2 separate regions of the Homo sapiens genome follow, and region 2 is linked to region 1. Evidence: chromatin loops called from intact Hi-C (ENCODE). Cell type or tissue: PC-3. All regions are shown on one strand. Links, peaks and the distances in the headings refer to the core of each region. The heading gives the core; the rest is flanking DNA.

Region 1 (4,211 bases), core at 638-3,137:
GGAGTATACTGATGGTGCAGTACCTTATAGGCTTACAGAATCTTGCAGTATCTTATAAAACCCTGTAGACCATTCTAAGGGCTTTGAATTTTAATCCTAGTGAAGTGGGAAGCATTTGGGCTGATATGGTTCGGCTCTGCGTCCCCACCCAAATCTCATCTCAAATTGGAACCCCCATGTCTCCAGGGAGGGACCTGGTGGGAGGTGATTGGATCATCAGGGTGATTTCCCCCATGCTGTTCTTGTGATAAAGAGTGAATTCTCTTGAGATCTGATGGCTTAAAAGTGGAAGATTCCCTGCACTCACCCTCTCTCCTGCCGCTGTGAAAGAAGGTGCTTTCCTCTCCTTCGCCTTCCACCATGATTGTAAGTTTCTTGAGGCCTCCCCAGCCATGCAGAACCGTGAGTCAATTAAACCTCTTTTGTTTATAAATTACCCAGTCTCAGGTAGTATCTTCATAGCAGTGTGAAAACGGACTAATATGTGAGCATTTTGAGGAGATTTCATGTGACCTGATGTATTAACAGGGAAGAGGATAACAAGACCGATTAGGGTAGTATGGCAAGTAGCTGGAGGAGAGAGGAGCATGAGCAGTATTATTATAGCAGAGGAAGTGGTGAAGAATCACTGGAATTTGAAGATACAGTCTATAGGGTTTATTGGTGATTAGAGCTAGTGTGTGAGAGAAAGAGAAGAAACAAGATTTTTGACCTGAGCCAGGGGAATAATGGAGTTGTTACTAACTGAGATGGAGAATCAGGGAAGGAACTGCTTTTGGAGGAAAGACCAAGAGTTCTATGGACACATAAGTTGTAAGACATCTATTAGGCATCTAGGATATCTAAGTATGAAGATGAACATAGAAATCTGGGGTTCAGGGGAAAGCTCCAAGTTGGAGATTTATATTTGGAAACAATTATATTTAAAAGTATAAGAATTGATGAGGAAAGTATGACAGTCACATGGAACTATGCCTCAGGGAATTTCTAATGAGAATATTCTCAGATATTTACAACGGATGTAACACAGAGTTAAGTCTTTAATACATATTAGCTGTTATTGTTTTTTAGGATTCTGCTTTACGTGCAGTTTCTTTTTATTCATAATAACCAGAGTAAGTAAATACCCATAGTCTCAAGCCTGACCAAAATATATTACTACCCATGTAGCTGAAGTTATATGTCACAGATTATAAGCAAGTTTCAGAACACAGGTGGAAATAAAAGGCAACATTCCTAAGATAGCAGGAGGGTGAAATGCTTAACAGACACTGGATTCGTGGAGATTTAGCCATAGAGCATCCCTTTCTGATAATAAGTAAATGTGCCATCAGATTGTGCCCCACAAATAGGTTTATATTGCTCTATATTGGGATAATTCAGAGTCAAACTCAGAAGTAACTTGGTTGGCATGTAAAAGTCATAAAATATTAAACTTGGCCATATTCTAAAAGGAAAGTGAAAAGAAAGACTAGCAGAAAATATAAAAATGTGTTGGGGTTGTGCTCTATGATTTTTTACTTTATGTTTGCCACTCAAGAAATTCTTCTAATTAAGCAAGAATAAGACACATGAGCATTTTCAGTTATTTCAAAATACAATTTTTTATATTGCTTTAAATCATAACCTTATTGAGCTCTAATTAAAAATAAGAGGCGATAGTAAGAGTAACAAGTGTTTCTGCAATCACATTACACTGATTTTAAAGAATGAGCTTTATGAGTAGCAAGAGATTCAGAGTGATTTCAGTCCCATCCCCAAGGAAACCCTGATAAAATCTATGGTAACATTTGCTGGTCTTTCCACATTTTTGCTTTTATGTTTCAATCATCAAATTCGGCAAAACAGATTAGTCACTCGCAAAAACTCATTTTTCAGTCAATATCCATTGTGTTTTTCTTGTATTTTTTTCTCATTTGAATCACTGTTAAATTGTGTAGCAAAATGAAAATTAGTATTTTCTTGGTCAATCATATTTCTATCCAAGTTCCAAGATGCAAAGCATAAACACTGAAGTGGTCAGTTAGGAATAATCCCTCATGAGCCATTGCTCCATCAGCATATTTGCACTTGAAGTTCCATTAGCAAACATTACTCAGAGTATCACATTATAAAATATGTTACACAGACACCTACACCTTAACAGATACTGGAAGGCTGCATCTATTATGTCACCTAGTGGATAAAAAGAAAATAGCAAGACTACACCCTATATATTTGGGGGCAGCACTCAGATCTTAAAGTATTTCTTGAGTTTACAGTACCTGACTAGAAAAATTGTAGAAGCAATTGGATAATAGATGTAGTGACTTCTGGTTCTCAGGAGAAAGGGGTCATAACTTAAACATAAAGTTATCTCCAGAAGTGAGAGAAAAGTTGAGGATCTGGTGATAAGACGTAAGCAGGATTTTGATTGTTTTTCATAAAAGCTAATCCAAGTCCTGTCCAAAGAGAAATATGGTATAGATACTACTGGCACATATCATGCAAGCTACTTCAAACTTCTCTATATATGTGAGTTGATATAACTGATGAGACTATCATTTTTGCTTTCAACAGCTATAGAATTATTATTTCCCTCAGAAATGAGGAAGTAAAGCCAAATCCTAATACAGCAAAATCATGACCAGACATGTGTTTTAAGGGTTTTGAAAATCAGCTTGTAAGGCAATTTTATAGATTATTCAAAAGTCTAATTACTCTCAGGAACACAAATGATTGAAATACTTTTCTACAAGAGATGAGAAGCTACCTAATCATTGTCAAACCTAAACTTAATTGATAGTCACAATTTTAAACCTCAAGGCCTTACTATTGGTTAAGGGTTTATATTTTTATTGAGTATATTTTAATGGAACTTGACTCTCCAAATTTTGACTGAAACTTGTTTTTCCTGACACAAGTATGTGACCTAGATATGTAGCTTACAACTCGCATAGCACAATCCTCAGAACTGACAGATACATTATGCAGTTTAATTTTTCTTTTTAAATAAAAAAGATTGGCTCTTGTTGGAAAGTTTTACTTACTGGAGAAACAACCAGCAAATTCAAAAAAGAAAAGAAAGCTCACATATCCTTACAATTCCAAAAGAAGAAAGATGCCCATATTCTAATCAATTTACGTGAACTTCTCACTTCATCCCACTGATGAATAGTTACACAGCTGAAAAACAGGCATAAAATCTGTCAACAATTGTAACATGACTAGTTAAGGAGAACTGCTGCTAGTTCCACTTACACTGATCTGAAGCATAAATATAGTTAGCTTGGGCAAGCTTGTCAACCAGGTCATCTGCCTTAGGCATGAACCTAGCGTACAGCAGTTTTGATGATTCTTTACTAGATTCCAACTGTTAAGCAACTCTAATGCTATTTTTCTTAGGTATTGGTGTAATTGTCCCTGACTGAGAAGTGACTTAGTTTCTTTGTGTTCCATGTATCTGTAACTTGTTGCCCAAGGGACTTGTCCCAGCCTTCACTCATGTCATGTTCCATTAGCTATGATTAACTAGGAGTAGATTTAAATAGCCTAAAATGTTTTTTTTTCTAAAAATGGAAAAAGTAAAGGAATTGAATTTTCAATTATTCATAAAGGTTTTTCAGGTGAGTGAATATGTGTATGGGCTCACGTGCATGTACAAATGGGTTAGCACCTGTTGTTTTCTTCTTTAACCTGTACTGGTAAAAATAGACATAAGATAGTGATAGGCACTTCAATATTTTCATTAGCCTTGGATTCCCCAGTTGGCCAGCAATAAGACTTACTCTAATTTTTTGGTATGTAATAAAGCCTAACATATACTACTATAAGAAGGAATCAAAAATTAACATTAAGGCAATAATATTGAGACTCTGCAATATTTACAAAGATTTTCATCATGACATTTTTATAATAGTAATGAATTGATAATGATTATTAAGCATCTCTTAAATATTTAAAATATGAAAAAAGGTCTAAACTCATTTAAATGGAAAAGTTTTCATTATATTTTGTTAAATTAAAAAGTAGATTACAAAGTCCATGTATGATATAATTGTGTTTGGAGGGAGAGTACTAAATATTCATAAGCAGATATGTAGGCATAGAAAATTACCTCAAGAGATATACTTTAAAACGGTAATCACCATTATTCCTTGATAAAAAGATTTCAAGTCAAGTTTTGTTTCTTCTTTATTACTTGTTATGTAGACAAATTTGTGGTATATCCA
Region 2 (4,211 bases), core at 985-3,484, 570 kb before region 1:
GGAAGGGGTGGAGGTGGAAAGGAAAGATCATTTATGAAGAAAAAATTTGGTTCGATAAGAGGCATGAGGCTGTATACAATCTTTTAATACTAGTTATCTTTACTTAAGGCAGGTCCTGGAGATAAGAAACAGAAATAAAATATTTTATAGCAGGTATCCTAATTAGAAAATCCTTAGCATTTATTAAACAGAAATATAGTATGTACTTATGATGCACTCACAATAAGATCCGGACTACAATAATAAAAAAGACAGGGTTCATGTCAATAATTAGCTCAGATTTTATTCACTGACACAGCCATTCAAACAAATAATAATAATCATATTATGTATGGTGAATGTAATGAAGCACAGAATAAGAAGTGATTAATGCTGCCTGGGAGCACTAAGGATTTTTAAAGAGAAAGTTATATTTGAAATTAGAGATTGGAGGATATGTAGGAGAACAGCACATAAAACATTGAGGTTCACACTGAGAATAGGAGAAAGAATCTGTTTTGCCAGCCATGTCATAGGACTTATAATTTTTAAGAAACAGATAATTGGTTTTGGGGTGCTGTGGGAAGAAAGGCTGAAAAATAATTTAAATATTGTGATAGTTGGTTTTTATCCTGTGGATGATAAACAGCAAATAACAGAATAGAGAGGTTAGCAACAAGAAAACTAGATACGGAGCTGGTGAAACAGTACCCACTGAAGATAATACAGGTCTGGAAAAAAATGAGTGTCAGCCATAATAGAAACATGTATGTGGTGTGAATCTAATGCAAATGTTTTCACTTTTCTGTAAATTTCTGAATATCTGGTAGAACAGACCTAGCAACAACTTATTTACATGGGAAATTAGGTAGCTCCTGAGAAATATATAGGCCATGTTAATTATTGGGATTCAAAGTTATATGATAATGTCTGATGAACTGGTAAGACAAGATTAAAAACAATTTATATACAGGGAGGTATAAGTGTCTCAACAACAACAACAAATCCATTCTAGAAGAAGGAAGTGACAATACCCAATCCTTAGCTATTCCCCAAACGAAACACAATTTGGTTCATATTTGAATTCAACGAAGTAAAGCTACTGGTCTTGGTGGTAAAACAGAAAAAGTTCTCTTACCCTCCTCGCAGGGCGTACGATGGAGGTGTGGCTCGCTTCTTCAGTGCCCCACTGGTCAAGACCCTTAGCCAGAGCAGGCAAACAGGCAAGTCATGGGGACCATGGGCGCGGACCCATGCAGCCTCTCGGGGTGAATGTTTACACCTCCTGAGGCCCCAGTGGGCGTGTGTTACAGGATGCTTTTTCAGCTTAGCTGTCCGCAGGTGGCTTGTGTTAATCAGCTCAATTAGACCCTCTGCCTTATCACAAGGACAGACGGCTTTCTGTATCCCAGGTTCTTGCTTTAGTGCACGGGAAAAATTGGATCACATGTGGGCTTGGAGATCGAGTGCTAGGTTTTTTATTGAGTTGTGGTAGCTCTCAGCGAGGTGGATGGGGAGATCAGAAGGGGAATGGAGTGGGAAGGTGGTTTTCCCCTATAGTGGGGCTGCCCAGCAGCCAAATTCTTCTCTGACCTCCCAGGCCAAACTCCACGTCGTTCCGCTGGTCGACACCAGTGCCTGTCGCTGTGCTCTTCCGCTCCTCTCGACATCCAGCTGCCTGTGTGCTCTTCTACCAGTGTGTTCCTCTCACTGTCCCGCAGCTCGTGTGTTCTTTCTCCGGTGCGCTCCTCTCAACGTACGTGCGCTCCTCTCAACGTACGTGCGCTCCTCTCAACGTACGTGCGCTCCTCTCAACGTACGTGCGCTCCTCTCAACGTACGTGCGCTCCTCTCAACGTACGTGCGCTCCTCTCAACGTACGTGCGCTCCTCTCAACGTACGTGCGCTCCTCTCAACGTACGTGCGCTCCTCTCAACGTACGTGCGCTCCTCTCAACGTACGTGCGCTCCTCTCAACGTACGTGCGCTCCTCTCAACGTGCGCTCCTCTTAACGTGCGTCTGCACAGCTGCTTGTGTGGCACAGCTGCTTGTGTGTTCTTCCGCCAATGTGTGCAACTGCTTGTGTGTTCTTCCGCCAATGTGTTCCTCTCGACGTCCAGCCACTTCTGTGCCTGCCTGCCTGTCTTGGGGTTTTTACAGGCACAGGATAGGGGACGTGGCAGGCCAGGTGGTCTTGGAAAATGCAAACTTGGGCATGAAAACAGGAGCGCTTGTCCTCCCCTATATGCGTGTGCACAGGACCTGAGGTGAAGCCCTAGCCAGGGACCTGCCCTTCTCTACCCAGCGCTTTCCTTCTCTCATCCCGAGTCAGTACTGTGAGTATTAGAAAACAAAAATTTGTTTTGTTTAAAACTCTATAAAATAACAATATTACAGTCTCTATTAAAGCAGTGCAAAGTATTCTCTTCTGTTTGTCATTGGACACAGTCCATTTTTAGCAGGCTGGAGGATTTTAGTGCATTGATATTTGTTCCTGCAGAAAGTAATGGCATATCGCAAGAAGCTATTACCCAGTATGAACCGCCGTGCTCTGGAGTCCACAGTGGCTGCAGCCTGGAAAGTTTCTTGTAGCCACAGGACATCTGGTGTATCTCATAGCATACAGCTCCACCCATCAGACTTCCGGTGGGGAGGGGTGTGGGTGCCCAGCATGAGGAAATGCTCACTAGTTCTTACGTTTCACTTAAAAATGATACGTGCCATATTAAGTCACATTTCACTGGCTCCAGGAAGTCACTCTGCTGCCCCTGACTTCAAGATAGTTGAGAAGTGAGATCCAATCCTGTGTCCAGAAGTGAACATTTGAAAACAGTGTTGCTGCCGATTTCAGGTATTATTAATATAGAGATCACAAATGAGGGATCACCTTTGATGAGGCTAGAAAGCAACTGATGTTTATACTCTCCCTCATTCAATTTTTGTTTTCAATTTCAAGCAATTTGCTCCAATGTGTCTAAAGTTAAGGCTGGCTGTCTCCAGAGATTCTCTAAATATTTTTCCTAGTTTTGAGTAATTGTCTGAGATTTATTTAAAAACCTATCTAAATTCAATATCAGCTTCAGAACCATACCACACTGAGAATCACATTACGAATTAGAGAGAGAGATCTGTGTTCACTCACTACCTTCTACAATTTTTAAGTAGTTACGTGGCCTTTGGTAGTGTAGTTAATGGATCTGAGACCAGTTTTCCTGAACTCTAAAATGAATACAATTTCAGTCATTTGTGTTGAACTGAAGTTAAAATTAAAATAAATAAGTAAAGCACTTAGTATGTTTCAGTGCCCAATAAATGCTTCTTCACATTCCTTACCTCCATTTATAAATACATATAATCCCTTTAGCTATACCAATCTTAGATTGAATAGAATATGAATTGGCATAGATAGTAGTGTTTCTATAACTACCTTGTCACAAAGTAAACTGTTTTGTTTAAGCTTTATTTTCTATCTTCTGTTGTCTCTTTGCCAAATTAACATAAAACAACTTCTTATTTATGTTACCTAAAGTATAATATTAAAATGGATTATACCTAGAATTTGACAAATGTTTCTTACTCAGCTTGATAAGCATCACTAAGTTTTTATGAAATTATATAGATATGTCCATATATGTATGTGTAAATACAGTATACCCTCATATGTGTATAGATATGTTCCTTAATAATAGAATGAATAATTATTGAGAGGGCAACAACATGTTGCTACCAATAACTACAAAAAACTCTTTGAAAATTCAGTAGGAATTAGTCATCGTATCTGTCCCTATGACCCAGTAATGATTATTAAAGTGATTAAATACATTTTAAAAGCCTTATTTTAGGCCGGGTGCGGTGGCTCACGCCTGTAATCCCAGCACTTTGGGAGGCTGAGGTGGGTGGATCATGAGGTCAGGAGTACAAGACCAGCCTGGCCAAGATGGTGAAACCCTGTCTTTACTAAAAATACAAAAATTAGCTGGGCGTGGTGGTGGGTGCCTGTAGTCCCAGCTACTCAGGAGGCTGAGGCAGGGAATTGCTTGAACCTAGGAGGCAGAGTTTGCAGTGAGCCGAGATCACGCCACTGTACTCCAGCCTGGGCAACAGAGCGAGACTCTGTCTCAAAAAAATAAATACATAAATAAATTTTTAAAAGCCTTATTTTAAACGTGAAAAATTTGTATGTGCATTAGGCAAAGGGATATAATGCTCAGTATTAAACTTCATTTTGTGTTT

The links. Hi-C counts contacts between places; a loop is a spot of excess contacts. Peaks named below come from ENCODE experiments on the same cell type or tissue, not always from the same donor. Only the 100,000 strongest peaks of a DNase experiment are listed, where the experiment ranks them.
Region 2: it touches region 1 in a loop (4-fold over the local background); 4 of 110 quality-filtered maps call a loop at or near these places.

Annotation. Positions count from the first base shown.
Region 1 is chr3:81,337,090-81,341,300 of GRCh38, forward strand. No RefSeq gene overlaps it. Among named protein-coding and RNA genes, the nearest start is that of LINC02027, 350 kb to the left of the region's middle. In PC-3, for the core only: CTCF peaks have their summits at 2,191 and 2,394; a DNase peak (open chromatin) is centred at 2,112; H3K4me3 peaks cover 345 bases; H3K27ac peaks cover 489 bases.
Region 2 is chr3:80,768,642-80,772,852 of GRCh38, forward strand. The region is part of intron 1 of LINC02050 (long intergenic non-protein coding RNA 2050); the gene reads left to right. LOC105377177 (a long non-coding RNA gene) reads right to left here and starts at 1,707. Exons shown (of 4, transcript XR_940994.3): 1 at 1,118-1,707. RefSeq lists an enhancer at 1,897-2,449. In PC-3, for the core only: no CTCF peak of the experiment used is centred there; DNase peaks (open chromatin) are centred at 1,678, 2,011 and 2,650; H3K4me3 peaks cover 2,336 bases; H3K27ac peaks cover 1,465 bases.